Linked DNA regions of Homo sapiens: region 2 is linked to region 1. A link is a loop called in an ENCODE intact Hi-C map of the cell type or tissue named here. Cell type or tissue: CD14-positive monocyte. All regions are shown on one strand.

Region 1 (8,000 bases):
TAGAAATCATGAAGTATGTAGCCTTTTACGATTGGCATCTGTCATTTAGTAGGATGCATTTAAAGTTTCCTCCATGTCTTTTCATAGACTGATAGCTCATTACTTTTTAGCATTGAATAATGTCCACTGTCTGGATGTACCATCATTTATTTATCCATTCACCTACTGAAAAACATCTTGGTTGCTTCCCAATTGGACAATTATAAATAAAGCTGCTATAAACATCCATGTGCAGGTTTTTGTGTGGACAGAAGTTTATAACTTGTTTGGATAAATACCAAAGAACATGATTGCTGGATTGTATGGTAAGCATATGTTTAGTTGCATGGGAAACTGCCAAACTCTCTTCCAAGGTGGCTGTATCATTTTGCATTCCCACCAATAATGAATGAGGATGTTCCATGTCTTTGCCAGCATTTGGTTGTGTCAGTGTTCTGGATTTTGGCCATTTCTAATAGGTGTAGGGTGGTATCTCACTGTTTTAACTTGCATTTCCCTGATGATATATGATGTGTATCACCCTCTCATATGTTAACCTGGCATCTGTATATCTTCTTTCTTGAGGTGCCTGTTAAGGGCTTGGCCCATTTTTAAAATGGGCTTTCTGTGTCCTTATTGTTGAGTTTTAGGAGTTCTTTGAATATTTTGGATAACAGTCCTTTATCTGATATGTCTCCTGCAACACTCTCCCATAGAGCAGATTTTTTTTTTTTTTAGATTTTTTTTTTTTTGAGACAGAGTCTCACTCTGTCACCCACACTGGAGTGCAGTGGCACCATCACAGCTCACAGCAGCCTCAACCTCACGGACTCAAGTGATCCCCCCACTTCATCCTCCCAAGTAGCTAGGACTGCAGGTATGCACCACTATGCCCAGCTAATCATTTATTTTCTGTAGAAATGGGGGTCTCACTTTGTTGCCTAGGCTGGTCTCAAATTCCTGGGCTCAAGTGATCCTCCCACCTCAGCCTCCCAAAGTGCTGGGATTACAGGTGTGAGCCACCATGCCCAGCCAGAAATTTTCAATTTTAATAAGAATTGCCTTCTTGATTCTTTCTTTCACGGATTATATCTTTTGTTTTGTAATTACAAAGTCATTGTCAAACCAAACGTCATCTAGATTTTCTCCTATGTTATCTTCTAGGTGTTTTATAGTTTTGTCTTTTACATTTAGGTCTGCGATCCATTTTAAGTTAATTTTAGCAAAGCATGTAAGGTCTGTTTCTAAAGTTACTTTTTTGCACATGGATGTCTAGTCATTCCAGAACCATTTGTTGAAAAGACTATCTTTTCTCCATTGAATTGCCTTTGCTCCTTTGATAAAGATCACTTGACAATATTAATGTGAGTCTATTTCTGGGCTCTCTTATTCAGTTCCATTGATCTATTTGTCTGTTCTTTTGCCTGTAGTACACTGTCTTGGTTACTGTAGCTTTACAGTATGTCTTGAAATCAGATGGTGTCAGTCCTCCAACTTTGCTCTTCTTGTTCAATATTATGTTGGCTATACTGGGTCTTTTCCCTGTCCATGTAAACTTTAGAATCAGTTTGTTATATCCACAGAATAAATTGCTGGAATTTTTATTGGGATTGTACTGAATCCAAAGATCAAATTGAGGAAAACTGACATCTTGACAATCTTGAATCTTCCTAGCCCTGTACATGGACTATCTCTCAATTTCTTCAGTTCTTCTATAATTTCTTTCATCAGAGTGTTGTAGTTTTTCTCATATAGATCTTGTACATATTTTGTTAGATTTTTACTCAGTGTTTCATTTCTGAGGGACATAATGTAAATAGTATTGTGTTTTTAATTTCAAATTCCATTTGCTCACTGTTGGTATCTAGGAAAGTGATTGATTTTTTTGTACTCTGCAACCCTGCTATAATCACTTATTACTTCCAGGAATGTTTGTTATCCAATCTTTTGGATTTTCTGCATAGATGATCATGTCAGTTGTGAACAAAATAGTTTTTTTTTCTTCCTTTCCAATATGCATACCTTTTTAGTTTGTTTTTAATTGAATTAGCTAAGACTTCAGCAATGCTGAAAACCAATATGAGAGAAGACGTCCTTGCCTTGTTCCTGGCCTTACTGGGAAAGCGTCAAGTTTCCCACTGTTAAGTATAATGTTAGCTGTAGGATTTTTTGTAGGCATTGTTTATCAGATTGAGGAAGTTCCTCTTTATTCCCAGGTTACTGAGCATTTTTAAAAATTATGAATGAGTGTTGAATTTTGTCAAATACTTTTTCTGCTTCTACTGATATAACTATGTGGTTTTTTCATTAGTCTGTTGATGTAATTGATTACATTAATTAATTTTTGAAATTTGAACTAGACTTGCATACCTGGCATGAATAATTTTTATACTTTGTTTTATACATTACATTATAGTAGTTTAGACATTTTTGGGTTTGATTTCCTAATATGTTTTTGAGAATTTTTGCATCTATGTTCATGAGAGTTATTGGTCTGTAGTTTTGTTTTCTTGTAATGTCTTTAAATGGATTTGGTTATTAGGGTGATCGTGGATTTATCATGAGTTAGAAAGTCCTCCTTCTGTGTCTGTATTCTCAAAGTTCCTCATTCTTTTTAATTTTTGCATTGTATTTTATTGGATGAATGTAACAAAATTTAATCTGACCAAATTGCTTTTGATCTTTTGCTCATTACAAAAAAAAAGCTACAATGAATACCTGTGCACACACACATTCCTTTGCATGACTGTGTGTTTGTCTATAGAAAAAAATTACAATAGTTTGTAACCTAAGTGTCTATCAACAGATGAATGAACAAAAAAAAATTGTTCATATACATAATGGAGTACTATTCTGCCATGAAAAATAATGAGACTCTGTCATTTGCAACAACATGGATGGAACTGGAGGTCATTATGTTAAGTGAAATGGATCAGGCACAGAAAGACAAACTTTGTATGTTCTCACTTATTTGTGGGAGCTAAAAATCAAAACAATTGAACTCATGGAGATAGAGAATAGAAGGATGGTTACCAGAAATTGGGAAGGGTGGCAGGAGTCGGGGGAGAAGTGGGGATGGTTAATGCGTACAAAAAGAACAGAAAGAATGAATGAAACCTAGTATTCAAAGGCACAATAGAGTGAATATAGTCAATGATAAGTTAATTATATATTTTTTAAAAACTAAAAGAGTATAACTGGATTCTTTATAATCCAAAGGACGAATATTTGAGGGAATGGATACTCTATTTTCTATGATGTGATTATTACACATTGCATGCCTGATATCAAAGTATCTCATGTACCCCATAAATATATACAACTACTATGTACTATGTACCGACAAAAATTAAAAATTAAAAAAAGTAATACTAAAAAAGATCGTTTGTAATTTAGTTGATTTCTCTGCTCTTATCTACTATCAGAGCTATAAAGCCCATTGCCACATCTTAGGAAGACAACTTTTCTGAAAAACAAATAGTGATCTATTTCTTGACATGAGTGGGAGTACATGAGCATTTTGTTTTACACAAATATATTAATCTTCACGTTTATCTTTTTCTCATTGTGTGTGTTTGTGTGTGGGGTGGTTGTTATAGTCCACATTTTAAAAGCTAAGAGAAATAAGTCAGCTGGATGTAGCGGCTCATGCCTGTAACCCCACCACTTTGGGAGGCCGAGGTGGGCGAATTGCTTGGGCCCAGGAGTTCGAGACCAGCCTGGGAAACATAGTGAGACCTCGTCTCTACTGAAAATACAAAAATTACCTGGGCTTGGTGGTGCGTGCCTGTAGATCCAGCTGAAGGACTGGGGCTGAGGTGGGAGGATAGCTTGAGCCCGGGAGGCGAAGGCGGCAGTGAGCTATGATTGTGGCACTGCACTCCAGCCTGGGTGACACAGCGAGACCTTGTTTCAAATAAAAGAGGAAAAAACGAAAAATAAGTCAATCGAATTCGGGTCCCCTTTTCTTTATACCAGTAAAGCTTCATAGCTCCTGAAATTAGGCTGCTTGAAGCAGGACACCTTTCATATAGGTGCTGCAATTCTCTAAATTCATACTTGCTAGGACAGGGAGGGTCAAAGGCAGCAGGAGGAAGCCATCCCCGGCATGACTGGCTCGGGTCTCCTGGGCTCGTGAAAACGAACTCATTAGACATCGAGCTCCCTCTTGTGGCAGCTAAAAGAAAACACAAGGAAATGCAACTCTTGCTTCACTCAGTTCTGTGACCGCATTGGGAGATAACCCTTGGAAAGCTTGATTATTTGTGGGCTAGCTCGCCCAGAATACATTTCTAAGCACATCTGTACAAGTAACTTTGTTCTTTCAATGCAGAAAGTCCCCTTCATTCCAAAATGTACATTCCAGAGACGGTGGAGGCTAGAGATCTCTCCTGTATCTCATCCCATTCTATGAGTTACCAGTGCCATTAGACGAAAGAAAGTCCATGTAAATGCTTAGGATGCTGGCGACTGTTCAACTGTGATTCCATTCTATCTTTCCATCTCATGCCTCCTGCGGCTCCAAACACCATCTAGTTAACTGCGTCCCGAATGTTGACCTACACTGATGCTGTTTCATCAGAGTCAATTGGGGAGGTGTTTGTTTGTTTGTTTGTTTGTTTTAATATGGGTTAGGTCACTGCAACATCAAAGCATCTTGATTTATAAAGTTTGGAGCAGAGCACAATAATCTGTGTTTAATCACAGATTAACTTTGTTCCCTTTAGGTATTCCCTGGTAAATTGTAATGTGCAATCAGATTCCCCTGTTTTCTTTTTTTGTTTTGTTTTGTTTTTGAGTCAGGGTCTTGCTCTATGGTCAAGGCTGGAGTGCAGTGGTGCAATCATAGCTCACTGAAGCCTCAACCTCACCAGCTCAAGCGATCATCCCACCTCTGTCTCCCGAGTAGGTGGGACCACAGGAACATGCCACCACACGGGGCTTATTTCTGTGTGAGCCACTGCGCCCAGCAATGATTCCCCTGCTTTCTAGCAGTTGAATAAATACTCTTTTAACTAGAGGACATAATAAGAACTAATATTAGACCATGAGAATTAGAACTAATATTACCTCTTGGAAACACGGATATATCTTTATGGTCCACACCATAGAACAAATGGTCTTTTTTATATGCGGTGGTAACACAGCCATTGGGAGGGAAACATGGGGAGAAGTCCTAGTTAGGAAAGCAAATTTGGAGAGTGAGGCTGTGATCGTGAAATCACAGGTGTGGACAAGCTAAGCTGTCAATACTTTGTTCTTCTGAAAGAAGAGGTTCTCAGCAACAGTGAACAGAATTAATAATTTATCAGAAAAAAGTCCCCCATGCCCTTTACACCTCAATTCTTACCACAAATAGCAAACCAACTAAATCTGGATCTGATTTTTGTATGTACACACAAAGCACATAACAGTTACTGAGAAACACAGTGAAAGAGGAAGGACAACCTCTGATACAAAAAGAGCCAATATCGCCTCCAAAAACTATGTCCCTTACTCTCCCTCCCTCAGGTCCTAACACTAACTTCCTGTCCCAATTTGTAGGGAAGTAGGTGCTCAATGGTTCCTCTTGCCCAGTGTGTTCTCTTCCAGTTGAAATGGCAATCTAGGCATAAAGTTTGGAAGATAGAGTCAAAGAATTAACTACTAATGATGGAGATTTTGTGAGACCCACACAGAGTTGGGAGGCTTGCTGGTTGATAAAACTCCTGGCAATTCATAATGTTTCACCTATTCTAAGTCACACTTGAGCTAATATTATACCAGGTTGTCCCTGTGTTAGTTATCTATTGCTGCAGGCAAATCACCCTCAAAACATGGCTTAAAACAATAGTAATCTAATTTACTATCTGTTACAATTTCTCTGGGTCAGGAATTTGGAAGTTTCTGGCTTGAGTGTTTCTGGATTGAAATCTCTCATGAGTTTGTAGTCAGATGTGAGCTGAGGCTGCAATTATCTGAAGGCTTGACTGAGGCTAGAAAATTCACTTCCAGGTGACATAATCCCATAGATAATGAGTTGTTGCTGGAAAGTTGCTTCCTCACCACAGAACTGCTGGAGTAGTCTCATAACGTGGCTGATGGTATCTCCCAGGATGAGTGATCTGAGGGGGAAAGCGTTAAATGGAAGTTTCATTCTTTTTATGAACTACACTTGGAAGGGATATAGCATTACTTCTGCCATACTCCATTGGTCAGGGCAGTCACAAGTCCTGGTCCAGATTGAAGAGGAGGGGGAAAAAATCCTCACTTCTCTGTGGAAGGAGTGGGAGGAGTGTGAATTACCTGTACAGACAACATGTGGGATGAGATAAATATGTAACATAGATATCAGTGGAAAATATAGTCTGCCACTGTCTCTAGAGATCATTCTAGATAGTCAAATCACGGTAAACATTTTACCAGTCACGATGGGTATCTAGACTATGGGAATAGGAATGTAATTTCAAGCCCAGTTTTAAGAAAGGGCAAGATTTTAAAAATTTATATAGGTTATGCTGTTGTACATCAAGTACAATTTCTTCCCAGTTGGCACCTCCTATCCCGTTCTTGTTACAGTCAAAAAACCATAAGAGGAAGTAGATACATTCAGAGAAATCTAGTTTCTATCCTTGATCATTCTAACATGTTTCCTGCTTCTACAGTTTCAGTGGCAGGAACAGAAGCTGTTCCTGGGATCAGCAACATGGACTTTGACTTGCCAAGGCCAATCTGGCTACACTCACTGCTGAGTGCCCAATCTGCCCACAGCAGAGATGGACACTGAGTCCCTGATATGGCACCATTCCCTGGGTAATCACCCAGCTCCCCAGTGGCAGGTTGAACACACTGGACCACTTCCCTTGTGGGAGAAGCAGAGCCTCGTTTTTATCGGGATAGATGTTAACTCTGAACATGAATGTGCTTTCTCTGTACATAATGCTTCTGCCAAAACTATCATCTGTGGACTTACAGAATGCCTTGTCCATCATCATGGCATTCCATACAGCATTGGTTTGATTGTGGGATTAAATTCACAGCAAATAAACTGTGGCAATGGGTCCACACTCTGGAATTCACTGGTCCTACCATATTGTCCATTTTGAGTAGCCGGCTTGAAGGAATGGTAGGATGACCTTTTGAAGACTTACCCAAGTACCAGCTAGCAGGCAATACCTTGCAGGGCTGGAGCAATATCCTTTAGGAAGCTATACATACTCTAAATCAGCACTCAGTGTATGGTGCTCTCTCTCCCATAACTAGAATCCAAGGATCCAGGAATGAAGGGGTAGAAATGGGAATTGTATCACTCATTATTACCTTTAGTGATCCACTAGAAAAATTTCTGCTTCCCATCCTCATGACCTTATGCTGTGTTGGCTCAGAGGTCTTGGTTCCAAAGGAAGAAATGTATCCACCCAGCGACACAACAATGTTTCTACTGAACTGGAAGGTACCACTGCCCATCACTACTTTGGGCTCCTCTTGCTCTGAATCAGCAGGCAAAGAAGGGAGTTACTGTATGGATGGGGTGACTGATCCTGGCTACTAAGAAGGAAATTGGTATGCTACTATATTATATAGAGATAATGAAGAACATGTCTGGAATATGACAGACCCATTAGGGCAGCTCTGAGTACCACCTTGTTTTGTTATTAAAGTCCATGTAAAACCACAGCTCTATCAAGCAGGACTGTAATGCCCCAGATCTTTCAGGAATGAAGGTTTGGGTTTCCCCACTAGGCACAGATGATGACCAACTGAGGTACTAGTTGAGGGAAAATGGAAAATGGATTGAGGAGTGAAAGATGGTAGTTATAAATACTACCATGATCGCAGAATCAGTTACAGAAGTGAAGACTATCATTTTAATGAATATTTCTTATTTTGTCATGAACAAATTTGTGTGTTTCAAAAATTTTTGTTTTCTTTCCTCTTTTGTCTCATTATCACATAACATAAAATGTATTAATAATAGGTAATTTTAAATCATGGTGTTTATATTAGAGGAGATCAAAAAGAAGAGAGAAGGCTGGGTGTGG
Region 2 (8,000 bases), 97 kb before region 1:
CCAGTCAGCACTCTGTAAAAAACACACCAATCAGCGCTCTGTGTCTAGCTAAAGGTTTGTAAATGTGCCAATCAGCACTCTGTAAAAATGCACCAATCAGCACTCTGTAAAATGGACCAATCAGTGCTCTGTAAAATGGACCAATCAGCAGGATGAGGGTGGAGCCAAAGAAGGGAATAAAAGCTGGCCACCCGTGGCAACCCGGCAACCAGCTCAGGTACCATTCCAGGCTGTGGTGGGTTTGTTCTTTTGCCTTTCACAGTAAATCTTGCTGCTGCTTTCTCTTTGGTCTGTACTACCTTTATGAGCTGTAACACTCTGTGAAGGTCTGTGGCTTCATTCCTTAAGTCGGTGAGACCACGAACCCACCGGGAGGAACAAAACAACTCCAGACTTGCCACTTTTAAGAGTTGTAACACTCACTGCGAAGGTCTGTGGCTTCACTCCTGAAGTCAAGTGAGACCACAAACCCACCGGAAGCGAGAAACTCTGGACACATCTGAACATCTGAAGGAAGAAACTCTAGACACGCCATTTTTAAGAACTGTAACACTCACTGCAAGAGTTTGCGGCTTCATTCTTGAAGTCAGCAAGCCCAAGAACCCACCGGAAGGAACCAATTCTGGACACAGTAGAACTGGTTCCTCTTCCTTATTCCACCTAATCACACACCTATGCAATTTTTTGCTTCCTAAATTTGCAACTTTGGAGTGGGTGGCTTTGCGAGTCCTAGTGTTTCAAGGAGAAACACTTCCACTAAAGGACCCAGTTATGGTTTCAAGTGGAAGGAGAGGCTGCCTCTTGGCCATTTTGGGCAAGTCATGATGCTAAACCATCAGGCAGAGAAGGAGGTACCTTTACTAAGCTAGTAAAGGTACCAATTGATCCAATTATTAGGAGAAAAATATGTTGTTGCTATACAGTGCAATCAAGGAGAATTAGGAGTGGAACCGAGACTATTCCGTCGGGAGGCTTTTTATACTCTGTCCAGAATAATGGTCAATGGATAACTGCAGCAGTGCAATAAAGACGAAGCATTAATGACTTGGATCCTTTGGGTCACTCTACCAGATAAAAAATTCCAAGGAAACGAAGTGCTAGAGGAAGGTAAGAGAGACACAAAATGGTTATCAATTTAGGCTTTATGACCAGCTATAGAAGCAGGAACTGCAGCTATTATGTTTTATGGTAACTAATTGTTTCTTTCCCACTTCAATTTCACTCTGATATCTTACATGAAGAGCACTTTTCATGGCTGTTGTTACAATTTCAGTTTCAGAAGTATAGCAGGAATGACTTCCCTCTGCAGTAATAGTAGAACTAATACTGGGCATCTCTGTGTTAAGGATGTGAGCTTGTTCATCCAAACAAAAGAACGTAATGGGTGCTCAGTGACAACAGGGATGACCTGTGCCTCTTCAGATCCATCATTCACTTGTCTCTGCTCATTTCTGTGCACTGACAGGCTGACCTCTCAGGACCGCATCATCAGCTTCCCCTTGCCAGTGGGAGGCACTGTCCGGAGATTGAAGGGTGGGAGGAAAGAAGTCAGGGTTTTTATTCCTCCTGTTCTCTCCCTACAGTTCTGGCCGTGGCTGCATTCCTCTGTGCTACAAGTCCTATAAGGCAGCCCATCCTCCAAGGCTACTGCCCTTGCCCCATCAGGTCTAGGCTGGTACCCGTTTCCCACTGCTGCTTGTCCTTGGATGCTGCACCATCTCTTTTTGGACCTCTTAATCCTGCCTACATCTCTATTTAGTCCCTTCATTGGCCTATGTTTATTATTTATTTATTCATTTATTTATTTATTTTGAGACGGAGTCTTGCTCTGTCACCCAGGCTGGAGTGCAGTGACGCGATCTCGACTCACTGCAACCTCCATCTCCCGGGTTCAAGCAATTCTCCTGCCTCAGCCTCCTGAGTAGCTGGGACTACAGGCGTAAGCCACCGCTCCTGGCCACTTTTTGTATTTTTAGTAGAGACAGAGTTTCACCATGTTGGCCAGGCTGGTCTGGAACTCCTGATCTCAAGTGATCCGCCTGCCTTGGCCTCCCAAAGTGCTAGGATTACAGACGTGAGCCACCGTGTCCGGCCAAGTCTATGTTTAATTAAGCTCTTGAATGAGCCATCAGCTTCCTATTCGAATCCTGATGGATACATCCATATATTTACCACCTGTTTCCTCCTCGTACCTCAGACCTTCTACCTGGGATCATTTTCATTCTATGATCAAAGTACATCCATGAAGGAGGGTTTCAGTTTGCTTTTACCATATGCCATAGTACCAGTTTGGTGCCACTTTTACTTTTGTTCCTTTCCTCTCAGGAGACTGTTGAAAACTACAGCTCATTTTTATAATCAGAATAAGCCTATGCTCATCAGTCAAAAGCAGGTTTGAATGCTCTGCTTAGTTCTTGGAGTTCTCACTTTCTAAATTTTAGCTAGGAAATTCCTCACTAGATTGTCTTTCCATTATTTTATAAAGATTGTTTTGAGTATTTTATCCGCCACTTTTAATGACTTTCAGCAGAGGAGTTGATCCATATAGCCTGGACTGCCATTCTCAAAAATGAGAAAGTTCTCCCCTCTCTTAGGTTTTTTTGTTTTCCCATAAGATTTTTGCATTTGCTTGCTATTTCACGTAGGCTGTTGGGAAGAATGTCTCCTGAAATCTTGGATGAGAAATATGACAATAGAGAAAGACAATTCACTTTCAAGATATCAAAATACTATTCATATAACAGAAAAACAAAAAAGTATTAATATTAGCCATCTATTGTTACCTAGGGAATTATTCCAAAACTGAGCATCTTGATACACACTTATCTTACAGTTTCTGTGGTCAGGAATCTGAGCACAGCTTAGCTTGGTCCTTGGCTTACGGTTTCTCACTAGGTTGAAATCAAGATGTTGACTCAGGGTCTTCATCCTCATCTGAAGGCTCTACTGGGGAATGACCCACTTCCAAGTTTATTCATTGGCTTTTGGCAACATGCAGTTCCTCACAGGGTATTGGAATGAGAGCCTCAGTTCCTTTCTAGCTGTTGGCAGGGGCTTCCCTCAGTTCCTTACCTCATGAGTCTTTCAAAAATGGCAGCTCAGAATATAGCCACTTACTTGATTAATACATGAAAATCAGAAAGGCAGTAGAGTTTGCTAGCAAGACAGAAGTCACACAGTTTTTTGTAATCTAATATTGGAAATGACATTCCATCACTTTTGCCATATACCATTAGTTATAAGTAAGTCACTAAGTTCATCCTTTGGGGAGGAGGTTACACAAACACATGAATATCAGGAAGTGGAGATCATTGGGAGATATTTTAGAAGGCTGACAACCCCGCAAAAATAATTTCTGAATTTCCATCTGTATCTCAGCATTCAATAGCTATGCACCTGTTTCAGCACATTGGCAGGAGCAAAACAATAGCAAAGTGTTTACAGCATGTATCGTGTGAAATACATCCACTCTCAAAGCACCTTCGTTTGGCTATTTCTTCAGTAGGTTCATCAAATAAACCACTTTTTTTCAAGCAACTCTCAGTTATCAGTACGTCCTGCTGGGTGGGTATTGTCATCTGCAGAGTACAGTATCGGCTTTTTGTTTAAGTATTGCTTTGAACATGGAAGAGCTGCTTTGTCATCCTGTTTAAAAACCTCATAGGCATGCAATTCCAAGGTCTCTTGTATGTCATGAGTTTGATTTTGACTGAAGAATGATGAAAGTGTGGCCCAACCATCTTTCTGCTTATGGACATTAATTCTATTACCTGATACTGAGCTCTGATTATTCCTGGACACACAATTAAAGGTGTGAAGAAATAATAATATACTTCTAATTTCTAATTCACTCATAGCCTTTGCCATTTTTGTTCCATTATCAACAATTGACTTTTTTCATATGACATACATTCCATAAAGTATATGCACTATGTTGTTAACTACGTGTAAGACCAAGAAATATCTCCACCACCAAGTAGAAATATAGTGAAATTCATCATAAATCAGGAAGAAAACACCTGATTGTTTCTCTATGTCCAAATGTTCAATCTATAAGATACAGAATTAGTACATAAAATAATTTTGTGCACAGCTTAATGTAATTTGGAATAACTTTTCAAAACATGTTTTCTAGAAAGAACTTTTAAGAATCATAATTTTAGCAAATTTTGAAAATCCTTTGTCTTCTACTTCAAAAAATGGTTGACAGTGTTGTGCAATCAATTTTACAGCTTTAAGATTTTAGCTTCACTAACTCAAAACTATAAAGAATTTTTTTAAAGTGTGCTTATAAAATCTGTTGTTTTGAAGTTTGATTAGTGAGAACAAAATGTATTTGGGGAATCTGATTTCCAACACTTTTCTGTTTTTTTTTTTTCATGCTCTTTGCACCCATTATGATGTCTGGATCAAAGACGATTTAGCACAGAAGTTGTTACACATGATTTTAGAGAGTTTCATTTCTACTTCAAGAAATTTAAGTAAGCAAAATTGCCAATCTTTTTGAAATTCATCCTCACAAATGTGAACAATTTTCAGATAACACTTTTTCTAAAAAGATACACAGCCTAAATGTAAATAACTAAAAAACATCAAATACGGTCATCAAAGATTATTTTCGTTAATAATATGAATGATAGAATACCAAAAAATTCTACAAGGGAGGCTGCCTATCACAAAAATGATCTCTGGATTTCCATGGAATCTAATCTTTGCTGTTCTGACTCATGTTATTATTGATATTTTTACAATCACTTTCCAGTTCCAAGAGGAGACAATATTCTTTCTAATGGCATTTAACTAAAGCACTCTTAATCTTCATACCAACACTCAGTCTATTTCCTGAGTTGTATAATTATGCGGAAGTTCTCAGTAATTGTTTTTGGACCTGAAAGGCATGGTGTAATGATAGAGTGCCCCCAGGACTGAAGCACTGGTTCATCCCAGCTGCTGTGAGTGTTGATTGCTGACAGCTGGCAGCACTCCCTTGTAAGGATTGCCTTCAGAGCAAGGAGCTGCCTCACCCAAAGTCACAACCCCTTCCTGGGTCAGCTCACATCCAATGACTGCTCTATTAAATCAGCATTGTTTATGCTGGAGGCCATGAGCCTGTTTATGCTGGAGGCCATGAGCCTGAGGTTTTCTCCATACTTTGAGTTCCTACCTAATAAATAGCAACCTAAGTCAGTAGGTAAACAAACCGAAATGTAACTTAGTAGTATACTTTTTGTAACAAATAGCAAGGTTCCAGCCAATCACAAACAGCCAAGCTTCAACCAATCACAGGCAGCTAACTGATCATATCCGTGCCCAAATAAGGCAAATGTCTTGCTGTAGCCAACCAGATGATTTCTCTACTTTGCTTCTGTGTTCAGCTTATACAAGCTCACTGCTCTTCTGATTCTGAGTGTTGCCCTACTCATGAATTGTTCTCTACTCAAATAAACTGTGTTCAATTTAATTTGTCTGAAGTTCTTCTTTTAATAGGTCAGTGAATGGTATAAAGGCCCAGTCCCCTTTCCCCGATTCAGGACATCTCTGTGGAGCCATCTAGCTGTAGAGTTTCCTGTAGGATTGGCTGGGGCTTCTGTTATGACTGCATAGTAGTTCACCTTCTCCCACTGCCTAATCCTACTTCCTTCGCTCCCCTACGAGTGTGAATCCTGAGAGCAGGAAATTAATAGGGGTGTTCTCAGGATTCACACTTGTAGGGGAGTTCTAACCTCTGCTTCAGAGTCAGTTTCCTGAAGAATCATCTGTAACTTATAGGTTTTCACAATCACCATTATTTATTTCAGCCTCTTACTCCTGTAATTGTATAATTACACACACATTTATACTTTGATAAAAATTTAACTTTGAACACACACACGATGTTCACTCCAAGCTACATTAGAATGCTTAAATTTGAAGGTGACTATTAAGATTTTAAAGTTAGGAACATGATTTGTTCATATTTCTAATGTTATTGTGCTAGTTAGATAGGCTGGTAACCCAATCTGTCATGTATTCATCGTGACCACACAAGTTCAGGGATGCCAGAAATGAACTTCAAATTGGCACTCAGTGGTTCCACCTCCAAAAGACTGAGGTGAGATCAAAGTCAAATAGAAAAAAATGAACAAATATTGAGGCTGAAGCTGAATTTTAATGCAACCCAACTATGTGCATGTTTGTGTGTGTATGTATGTTTACTTAAACATGAAGTAAAGAATGACAAGACACACAGATAAACATGGATACTATATTGGTTTTCTAGGGCTGTTGTAATAAAGTATTATAAACTGAGCAGCTTAAAACAACAGAAATTATCCGGGCACAGTGTATCATGCCTGTAATCCCAGTACTTTGGGAGACTGAGGGCGGGCAGATCACTTGAGGTCAGGCGTTTGAGACCAGCCTAGCCAACATGGTAAGATCCTGTCTCTACTAAAAATACGAAAATTAGCCAGGCATGGTGGCAGGTGACTGTAGTCCCAGCTACTTGGGAGGCTGAGGCAGGAGACTCACTTGAGCCCAGGAGGTGGAGACTGCAGTGAGCCAAGATCATGCCACTGCACTCCAGCCTGGGTGGCAGAGGGAGACTCCACCTCAAAACAAACAAGCAAAAACAGAAATGTATTCTCTCGCAGATGTGGAGGCTAGAAGTTAGAAATGAAGGTATCAGCAGGACCAGCTTCCTCTGTAGGCCCCTTGGTTTCTTGTTCTAGCTTCTGGTGGTTGCCAGTCATCCTTGGTGTTTCTTGGCTTGTAGATGCATCACTTGAATCTCTCTGCCTCCATCATCACATGGCCTTCTTCCCAAGTATTTTATCTGCATCTTCAAATATCTCTCTCCTTATCAGATTACCAGTCATTGGATTTAGGGCCCACTCTAATCCAGTATGCCTTCATTTTAACTTGATTACATCTGTAAAGGCTCTCAAAGAAGGTCACATTCACAGGTACAGGGGATTCAAACTTTAACATATATATTTGGTGGGGTGGGGACACAATTTAACTCACAACAGGTATGACAGATAACTTTGGGAGGAGAAGCACCTGGTGAATGGGTAGGAAGGGAGGGGTCAATCAAGGTAACCAAAGAAAAAAATAAATGAGGATGGGAAAGAATACAGTAAAAATACCTTCATAAGAATAAATTGCCCTGTTAATATAAAATTCTGTGCATGTGTATGAATAAATTAGAATAAAGAGCTAGCTCTGTATTAATTTGTAGGCATAACATTCGATAATTCTTTTATATGGTTTATTGTGTGCCAGGCACTGTTTTAAGCACTTTCCATACATTAACTCCTTTAATCCTTATGTCTCAACCCATGATATAGGTACTATTATTATTACACCCATTTTACTGATGATGAAACTGAGACATAGAGAGACATAGCTAGTAAAATGGCTGAGCCAGGATTCAAACCTGAGCCATCGGGCTTCAGAATCTGTGCTCTTAATCACCTTGGCATATGTAGTATGACTCTGTTCTTCAGAAACTAAAACAATATATATGTGTACAAATGCATATGTATACATTTATATTTTAGAAGACATAAAATTAAAGTATCAAGATCAAAAATAAAATCTTGGATTCTAACCAGCTCTGTCAGGGCTCACAGACAATGAATGATAAATATTCTGGTTGGCCTATTTTGTGTCATATACCCAGATGCCCAGACTAGGTTTTTTTGGGGGGAGAAGGAGGGGCATCAGTGCTTGGACATTCTTGTCAGAGTCATGTGGAGTGGGTTACTTAAAGGAAAGAGATGATCTATTATCAGAGGTAGGAGGAGATGGCAGCTGACGGACTTGCAAAAACTATAACTAGTCTGTCTCCTTGAACCTCAGTGTAACCTTCCCTACCTTTTTCTTAGATGTAAACAGCAGAGCAGCTGAAGGTCCTTCACTCATCAAACAAAAAGAAGGTATGGCCCAAGGTGAAGAGAAAGGCTATAGGGAAACCCTCCCCAAAACATCACACCCATTTTCCCATGCCCTTTGTTCAG

What was found. Hi-C counts contacts between places; a loop is a spot of excess contacts. Peaks named below come from ENCODE experiments on the same cell type or tissue, not always from the same donor. Only the 100,000 strongest peaks of a DNase experiment are listed, where the experiment ranks them.
Region 2: it touches region 1 in a loop (2.1-fold over the local background); 6 of 110 quality-filtered maps call a loop at or near these places.

The regions. Positions count from the first base shown.
Region 1 is chr19:51,773,899-51,781,898 of GRCh38, forward strand. LOC105372448 (a long non-coding RNA gene) reads right to left here. Exons shown (of 3, transcript XR_936049.2): 2 at 7,279-7,448; 3 at 5,801-6,083. Among named protein-coding and RNA genes, the nearest start is that of FPR2, 17 kb to the left of the region's middle. RefSeq lists a silencer at 3,918-4,212. In CD14-positive monocyte, CTCF peaks have their summits at 4,160 (motif pointing left) and 4,359; a DNase peak (open chromatin) is centred at 4,143; H3K27ac peaks cover 1,393 bases.
Region 2 is chr19:51,676,450-51,684,449 of GRCh38, forward strand. It overlaps a transcript of SPACA6 not described here. Among named protein-coding and RNA genes, the nearest start is that of MIR99B, 12 kb to the right of the region's middle. In CD14-positive monocyte, no CTCF peak of the experiment used is centred here; a DNase peak (open chromatin) is centred at 4,932; H3K27me3 peaks cover 3,920 bases.